Linked DNA regions of Homo sapiens: region 1 is linked to region 2. The links are chromatin contacts, found by Hi-C in ENCODE. All regions are on one chromosome and are shown on one strand. The core of a region is the stretch at or near the end of the contact, and the rest is flanking DNA. Distances in the headings are between cores, read along the strand shown. Region 1 has its middle 95 kb from the start of MBOAT2. Region 2 overlaps KIDINS220 (kinase D interacting substrate 220).

Region 1 (4,379 bases), core at 474-2,973, 300 kb before region 2:
AAACAAACACAGGTGTTTAGAGGAACAGAAAGGACTCAGGGCATAGGCAACATATGTAACAGAAAATGTGGGATGAGAAGATATGGTGAAGGGCAAGCCTTTCTCGCCTCCTCCCAGGCGAGGGGTTGGAGAATCAGAATGCAAGAGTGGTGCTTGCATGCTCAGGTTCTAGAGAAAACAGGCTGCGCAGCCCATTCCCCAGGCTGCGTGCCTCAGGGACGTCCCAAATCCCAAAGAAGCTTGGAGGCTCCAACCCTTAGAAGTCATGGCTTCTAGGAGAAGAAATGTTATGATATGCCCAAGTGGACTGAGCCTTTGTCCACCTCCCACCGCGCAGGAGCTGCTGAATCACGCTCCTGGGTCCGAGAGTAACACTGAGAATAACTGAGAGGACAGCGACCAGGGGAGGGCCTTGTGGACAAACTGTGTGGATGCTTGGCTGCAGGTCAGGCGGGACAGCGGAAGTTTCTGTTAATAACACAAGTTGAAACTAGCATGTGAAGATGACGGTGAAGATGAGACGTCCCCTTTCCCAAAGCTCAGAACTATGTAATGCTTGCCACCATCACCCTGCCCCTGGAACTTACCTAGAACCCCAGAGAAAAGAAGACAGGGGAACTCCAATATGACTGAGATTAGTAGTGAATGCCCCAGGAGAGGGAGCTAGTAATATAGAAAAATAAAGTCATATTTTTTGCATAGTTATTTTTATTATTATTTTTTTTGAGACAGGGTCTCATTCTGTTGCCCAGGCTGGAGTGCAGAGGCATGATCATGGCTTACTGCAACCTTGACCTCCTAGGCTCAAGTGATCCTCCCATCTCAGCCTCCCTAGTAGCTGGGACCACAGGTGTGCACCACCATGTCCAGCTAATTTTTTTATTTTTAGTAGAGATGGGGTCTCACTATGTTGTCCAGGCTGGTCTCCAAGTCCTAAGCTCAAGTGATTCTCCCACCTCCCAAAGTGTTGGGATTACAGGCGTAAGCCACCACACCTGGCATGCATATTCATGTTTGATTTCTGAGAGTTGCACCACTTCACAAAATTTTCTTAGCTATAGTTTCAAATCATGTAATCTACAGAGAGGGTCTCTGCAAGGTCCTAAAAGTGCTCTTAGAATGCACACAATTAATTTTAAATGGAAGCCTGAATGCTACATGAAGCGTTTTCAGAGTTAAGAAAGAGGTGTTTCCATTAAGTATGTTTGCCATCTAAAAGTCTTGGTAATGACCTTCTGTATTTCTTTGTGATACTTGCTTCAACCTAACACAATGGTTTTATAATCTAGGACTTTGAGGACTGTGTATTATTACCCTAGATTTTCTTAATTAATGGAAGTATCTTGGAACATTTGCTTCCTCTATAGGAACATCCTTTCTTTTCCTATCCCAAGCCTCTCCCAGGAACCATTGCTGAACTTGTCTTCCCTAGGGAGGGCTAATGACAGAAGATGCCTGCTGGCTGCCCACCGCAATGCCTGGGCCAGTTTCCAGCTGCCGAAGACCCTTCTTCAGCATATTATGTTGGTTGATGTCAATGTCAGGGGAACGGGGCATGTGACAGGAGAACGGTGTAGGGGCAGCCCTGGATCAACCATTAGAGAATCTTGCAAAGATCAAAAACAAACACACAAAAGGAGCCGAATCATTTAAAAGTCTTAGTCACACAAACGAAACCAACCCACAGCAAAGCAACCAAGCCGAACACCAAGGTCAGGAGCACGGCTTGTTGGTTAAAGCAGCTGCAAGTGTGGCTGTCTGTGCTCTGCCTGTGGAGAAGTCACCCACCCACTCTGAATCTGTGTTCTCCCCTTCAAAATGGACACGAATCACATCCTCCTCCTAGTGTGATTACAAGGGTTAAATGAGGAAAGCACTTTGTGTCTAGAATTACTTAAGGGAGGAAGACATTTTGTGTCTAAAACTACTTAAGGATGTAAGGAGAATACCAAGAGCCAGACCAGATTTGTTTTCTGTGATTTTAGGGGTGTTAAGCCCCTTCCCTTCAGGTGTCAGTTAACCCTTTAGAAGTCCCTCTGGGGGGGAGATATTTTGGGGGTAGCCATTCCAACTGCTTTGGAAAATCTGGTCTTCAAGTGTTTCATTTATATGGAAAAGGGGATCTTATTTCTAAATATCTTCAAGCTTCTGGCTTTTGTTCTCATCCATTCATTCAACACACATTCTCTCACCGGTCTGGGACCACGGAGCCTCCATTTGTTAAACTATCCCTGTCCCAGACTCTGAAACCCACTGAGTCCTCAACAAGAGGTGTATAGGGAGGCCCAGGCCAGCCCTGCTCAGTGTCAGCGCCCTTGAAGGGCCAGAGATCTGGCCCACGCTCCAGTCCAGGAGGCCAGCACTGCCCACGCCGGTCGGGAGGTGACTACATACAAATTCTGACCGGCAACATCACGAAGCACAAAGTGGGGACGCCAGGGTCAGCTTTAGAGCCCTCGGCTGTGCTTGGGGCCAGAGCCAAGAAAGCAAAGGACCTACTGCTGGGTGTGGGGAGGAGAGGGAAGGTGCCTGCACTGAGCACAGACCCCCTGGTCAGCTGCAGGTGTGCCATGTGGGAGAGGGTCAGCCTCGCCCAGACACAGAGGTTTGGGGCCCACCCTCAGTGGGGAGTCTTGCAACTGATCCTCCTTTGACCTTGACACTGTACTTCTCCAAGAACTGGCTTGTGATGGTCCTACTGCTCCCCCAAAGGGCTGCCTGTTCGGTCCCTGGGTCCCTCTTTTCCCTGTGCCTTTCCTGATACTGGTGTATGTGCCCAGAAACCTGTCAGCTACCATCGGCCTTATCCCTGTTTGGACAAATTCCCAGGATCCTGGTTTTGTTCTGACTAATGAGACTTATGTCTTGCCCCCTGTGGACAGATTTCCAGGCTTCAGATCCTCTGGTGAGTCCCTGCCTCCTGGACCCACCATCAGGGTTGTCCTGGGCTCACAGTTCCACCATCCCACCGCCCCACGTTTGTGGTTTATTCCTCGCACGCCCCGTTAGTCCCGTGCACAGAGCTCACTGCTCTTGCCCTTTATAACTCTGAACACAACTGTGTATCTGTGCTTATTATTCAGGTCTTTCCTACTAAACCGTCCACTTCCTGAGAACAAGGGCTAATGTCAATTCTCTTTTCTCTACTGTTGATTTCTTAGTGCCTAGTACAAAGAACATTTGTTGAATGAGTGAATGGATAATCATGAGTAAATTAATGTACATCCACCCTTATTTTCTAAAAAGTAATGGTAGGCAGCTTCCTTGCACATCTATTATTTTCCTTGATTGTTGGACAACCAAGGGTTAGAATCCTTTAAAGATGAGAGAATAGAGGCCCAGAGTGTTCATGATTCCACAGGCATAAGGCTACAAGGCATGGACTAGCCATTGTAACCCCTGCAGGCAAGTCTTGGGGGTGGGCAGACACACACACACACACACAAATACACACATCACATATACATATACACATATATATACACATACACACAAATACACACATCACATATACATATACACATATATACACATACACGCAAATACACATACACACACAAATACATCACATACATACACATACATATACACATACACAAATACATAGATATACAGACACACACACACGCACGTGTGCACGTGGAGAGGATGGAATGGGCTGGGCACGCATGCAGGCCACTGTACTATAAATAGTGGCAGTCATGACCCTCCCCACAGCTCTGGGAGATGCTTGTGGAGCAGGGAGCATTGAGCTTGACATTCTTGACATTTCGGTGTCCACAAACCATGGTGACCACGTAATCACAGTCGCAACACAGTCCCCGGGGGCTGCTGGACAGGCTGAAGTCTTGTTGGGGAAGTTTCTGGGCACTTGGAGAAGGGGCCCTGCCAGTCCCACAGCCTCCCTGGGGGCTTCCAGGCTCCCCCTGCCTCCCTGCCACCCAGTCCCCACTGAGTCTGCCAGGCCTTCCCTCCGACTGATCACCAAAAGGCCGTTTTCCATATCTGCGTCTCACGCAGCTGTGCAGGTAGAATACCAACAAGAACCCCGCTCCTTCAGGGATAATGGGAAAGTTCATGTGGCTTAAGTCGCTCTCCCTGGCCTGCTCGCCCTCCGAGAAGAGGGCGTGGGTGGTCTTTAGCTCCTGGCACTCCGGCTCCGCTGAGCCCCTGCCCCCACCCCTGCTGGCACAGCTGGCCCTGCAGCAGCCCCTGCCACTGCGCCCCCACCCTCCCGCTCCACACCCGGCTTCTGAGCCTGCTCAGAGCCCTCGGCTTTGGTGTCTGTTGCCACCCTCCCCGCCCTTGACCTGAAGACCCTCTCAGTCAGAGTAGCAGGGTCATCCTTGGGGAGGCAGTGGGAGGTCATCTCCGTGTGC
Region 2 (4,651 bases), core at 260-2,759:
GGCTGACTGCTCCTATAACCTGTGTAATTTCATAAGTGACTACAGCAATAAGAGTATCTTTGGTTATATTTGGCCTTTTGTCCTGGGTTCTTGAAACAGCTCTGGATCAGTTCCAGAGTGATAAAGATGAAATATAGTCTTTTGTTACTTATCATAAGCCCCTTTTAACCACACTTGAGCTTATGTTAATGAGGTTATTTTTGGAAAGTTTCTAGATAACCCCACTGGTTGAGGTGCTGGTTGCCAGGGACACCAACCATGTGCTCAGAGGGTTGGAACTCACAGCCCTAACCCACCACCTCTGGGGAGGGGAGAGGAGCTAAAGATTGCATTGATCATCATTGACCAATGATTTAATAAATCATGCCTTCATAATGAAGCCCACATAAAAACCCAAAAGGACTGAGTTCAGGGGGCTTCCAGGAAGATGGCCAAGAACACATCCCCGTACTGGGAGGGTGGCATAGCGCAGCTCCATGGGGACAGAAGCTCCTGTGCTCAGGACCCTTTCAGACCTCATCCTATGTGTATCTTCATCTGCCTGCTCATTTCTATCCTTTAAAATATCCCTTATGGAAACTGGTAAATAGTACTTCCCTGAACTGTGTGAACTGCTCTAGCAAATCAATCAAAGCCAAGGAGGGGGTTGTGGGAGCTCCAATTTACAGCCAGTCAGACAACCTGAGCTTTCATTGGCATGGGAAGCGGGGGCAGTCTTGGGCACCGAACACTTGCCTGTGGGGTCTGATGCTACCTCCAGGTAGGTAGTGTCAGAATTGAGTTGGAGAATACCCAGCTGGTGTCTGCTGCAGAATTGATTGCTTGATGGATGTGGAAAAACCCCACACATCTGGTCATAGAAGTATTTAGTGTTGTAAGAATTTATGTGAAATGGAGTTTGTTTTTTCCTATACGTAGTACAAATTGTTTAATAAACTGTTCAAATCAAATGGTTTTTAATATTGGGGAAAACATTGTGCTGCATTAAAATATTTTTCTTATAAAATTTAAAGTAATATTGTAATTTTTGGGATATTTTTAGCTGTGCCTTATTTTCCCTCTTCAATGAACAGATTTTTAAAAATCAGAAATCAGCTGTCAGAAGCCAGAAAGCTTAAAAACTGGTTAGATACATCTTACTGATTAGCAATTTTTAATTCCTCATTCCCCAGCCTGTGCCAGTTGTGTTGGAGAGGTGAAGAAGCCTGATATCACTTTTCCCTTGAGCCTATAAGAATATGGTTAAAAGAAACAATATTTATGCATAAGAAACAGTTAAAATAATACAGACTGCTATTTATAGAATTAGTATGTTACATGAGTGGATCATAAAGGATTCTGAGAAGAGACAGTACCAGATCTTGGGTCATAGTGAAACAAGAGTAAACTCTTTATGTCATACTTTTTGGCACACTATCAACCAGTTCCTCCTGTTTGCATACTGGCAGGAGCTGACTCATTGCAAACCTTCAAGGCGTAGGCCCTGTTTTTGTGCTGGTGGAGGCAGCATAGTCCGTAGGCAGCTGCAGATGACATACCTTCCACCTGCCTCCTCTGGACAGTTGGTCAAGTGAACAAGTGGCTTGTTTCTGTGATGATTGATGGCTCAAGAATTTGAAAAGGCTGTGTTATTTTAATATGTGGGAGAATGACAGCTCAATTTTGGGGGCTGACCCAAAATATTTCTATAGGGAAATTGTATGACAGCTTGAAGTAGATGAACATCTCAAGAAGCAGTTTTAATACTACTTCTGGTAGTGAGTCACATTCTTCTCTTAGTTGATTTATTGTTTGTTTATTTAGAGACAGAGTCTCATATGTTGCCTAGGCTGGTCTTGAACTCCTGGCCTCAAATGATCCTCCTGCCTTGGCCTCCTTAAGCTTTGGGATTATAGGTGTGGGTCATCGTACCTGGCCTGATTTATTGTTATAAAATAGATGTGCAATTTTTAAAAGAATTACTTAAAATAAGACAGGTTTTGAAAATGTAGTTTCTAGGTTACTATGAAAGCCAAACAGTATATTACACTTTTCTTGAAATAGCTCATGGCTATTAATTCATTGTTTACTTTAGTGTTTTTTATGGGTTTTATTATAAAGAATTCTTGAAGTCTGATTCACCTGACTTTGGATTATTTAATTTAGAATGTGTTTATATATAAACACATTCTATATAGGTGTTAAAATAGTCACCCTGCCAACTATTTTATCCTTCATTACTGAGTTAGTTTATTGTAAATGAGTCCAATTTCAGATTATCATTTAAATAACTGAACTTCATAATAGCTCTAATGACTGAAGATCATTAATGTATTTTCAAAAACAAAAGATACCTCCTAGCCATTTTTGGTATGTTTCTTGCTATTTATTTTGGCATTTTACTATTGGAAATGACAATAATAGGCCACCTATTTGAAAACATTAGTTTTATGATTATGGCATAAATCATATATTTTCTAGAATACATTAATTTCTTGGGCTTGCGTTTTGTTTTGTTTTTGTTGTTGTTGTTTTTAGAATTCAATGACTGCACTTATTGTGGCAGTGAAAGGAGGTTACACACAGTCAGTAAAAGAAATTTTGAAGAGGAATCCAAATGTAAACTTAACAGATAAAGATGGAAATACAGCTTTGATGATTGCATCAAAGGAGGGACATACGGAGATTGTGCAGGATCTGCTCGACGCTGGAACATATGTGAACATACCTGACAGGGTAGGTCATCTATTTCACATTTGTCTCCTAGTGGTGAAGTGGATGAAAGGTGACCTTAGTGTCTTATTACCTTTCAAGATTCTCATGCATGACATAAACTTGTTTTAAAATAAGTTTATTTCTGCCTTTGAAACTAGTAAGTTAAAAACTGTTCAATAGTTCTGAAAAATGTCCTTTTTAATTTTTGTCAAATAATGTTGTTATTGAAAATGTCACATGTGCTATTAGTCTGTGACTGACCTTGATGTGTCACTGTAGGTGTGCTTTCTTGTGCCCTAACTTCTTTGAGCTCACACTTACTGATCCACCTCTACCTGAACGCTCCACTTGAATGTCTAATTGGCCTCTTAAACTTACAATAAAACAGATGCCTTGCTTTTTTCACCCCAAACCTGCTTTCCCTCATTCTCCATCTCAGCAAGTGGTACCATCATTCAGCCTCTTGTTGAAGCCCCAAATCCTGTGCATTAGCCTTGATTTCTCTCTTTTCCTCATCTGCCCTCCAGCAGGCTTTGTTGACTTTACTCCAAAACAAATCCTTTATCTGTCCACTTGTCTTCATTCCACTATCACTTCCCAGCTGAAGCCACTGTCTCTGGTGGTGCTACTGTCAAAGCAGTAGCTTTGCAACTGGGTTCTCCACTCTGATCTTGGAGTGATCTTTAAAACAATAAATCTCGTGTGTACTTCTTTGTTTAAAGTCATCCAAGACTTCCTGTTGCACTGAGGATGAATGTTATCTTTTTAGTTATAGACATGACATGACATTGTCTTTGCCCAACCTCTCTCCCCACTTTGTACCCCTCTTCTGCCAGTTTTCATAGCCTGCAGCCATGTTTGCTTCTTTCCCTTTCTTGAATGCACTGAGCTTGTTCCTGCTGTGGGGCCTTTGCAGCAGCTGTGCTCTTAGTCTGGAATGCTGATCTTGGCTCCTTCTTGTCATTCTCACCTCAGCTTCAAGGTTTCCTCCTCGGGAAGGTCTTCAACTACTTAATCCGAAGTAGTTACGTGATCACTTTTTTTGAGACAGGGTGTTATTCTGTTACCCAGGCTGGAGTGCAGTGGTGTGATCACAGCTCACTGTGGCCTCAACTTCCTAGACTCAAGCGATCCTCCTTGCCTTAGCCTCCCAAGTAGCTGGGACTACAGGTGCATGCCACCACGCCTGGCTAATTCTTGTTTTGTTTTGAGAGACAGGGTCTCACTATGTTGACCAGGCTGGTCTCGAACTCCTGGCCTCAAGTGATTTCTCCTGCCTTGGCCTCTTAAAGTGGTGAGATTACAGGCATAAGCCATCATGCCCTGCCTACCTGGTAGTCACTTTCTAGAACATTACCTTATTTTATTTGCATAGTGTTTGTATGATTTTTTGTTTATTGTATGTTGTCTTCTCTGCCAGGCTGTAAATTCTTCCAGAGGTAGGACCGCGTCTGTCTTGTTTCCTAGTACCTAGAATGGTGGATGGCACATTTAAGAAGTTTACTAGTCTGCACCCATGTTAATGCCAATGTTCCCAACTAAAATTTGTCTGCCTTTGGTTTATTTCTGCTATAAATGTGGTAGTTAACACACTACAGCATGGTGCTGAACTTAATAACCCTTAAGGACCTGCATCCTGATTTATTTCATAGTACTTTTAAGGTCCACTCAGGATTGAATTGAGCTGCAGCCCATGGGCTCATTCAACACAAAAGACTACAACTGATTTTTAAGTTAGCAGTAAATAATAAAATATTTATGCCCATTTCCAAAATAGCTGTTTCCAGTATTTTAAGTATAGGTAGATATAACTAAAAATGATTGCTGCTTGGTGAATATAGTTTCAGGGGAGAGCAATGTCCTCATGAGGTTGTGAACTTAGTCTTATGCTGGGGAATGAGTCAGTCTTAATGTACTACTGGCCTGTAACTGTCAAATCCACTAGGTTTTCATGGAT

What was found. A loop is a pair of places that touch in the nucleus more often than their neighbours do. Pooled maps may share reads with other maps.
Region 1: a loop to region 2 is called in a pooled map, with 6 times the contacts of the local background. The contact joins two enhancer-like sites. A Hi-C loop is called at or near these places in 8 of 37 single-sample maps with no recorded cell type and 2 of 50 pooled maps.

What each region holds. Positions count from the first base shown.
Region 1 is chr2:9,096,800-9,101,178 of GRCh38, reverse strand. No RefSeq gene overlaps it. Among named protein-coding and RNA genes, the nearest start is that of MBOAT2, 95 kb to the right of the region's middle. Within about 2 kb of position 1,723, at least 2 of the 41 ENCODE cell types and tissues checked have a DNase peak (open chromatin) inside an H3K27ac peak, as active enhancers do.
Region 2 is chr2:8,800,994-8,805,644 of GRCh38, reverse strand. It overlaps KIDINS220 (kinase D interacting substrate 220), which reads left to right. Exons shown (of 30, transcript NM_020738.4): 8 at 2,518-2,715. Among named protein-coding and RNA genes, the nearest start is that of KIDINS220, 34 kb to the left of the region's middle. RefSeq lists an enhancer at 1,739-1,788. Within about 2 kb of position 1,509, at least 11 of the 41 ENCODE cell types and tissues checked have a DNase peak (open chromatin) inside an H3K27ac peak, as active enhancers do.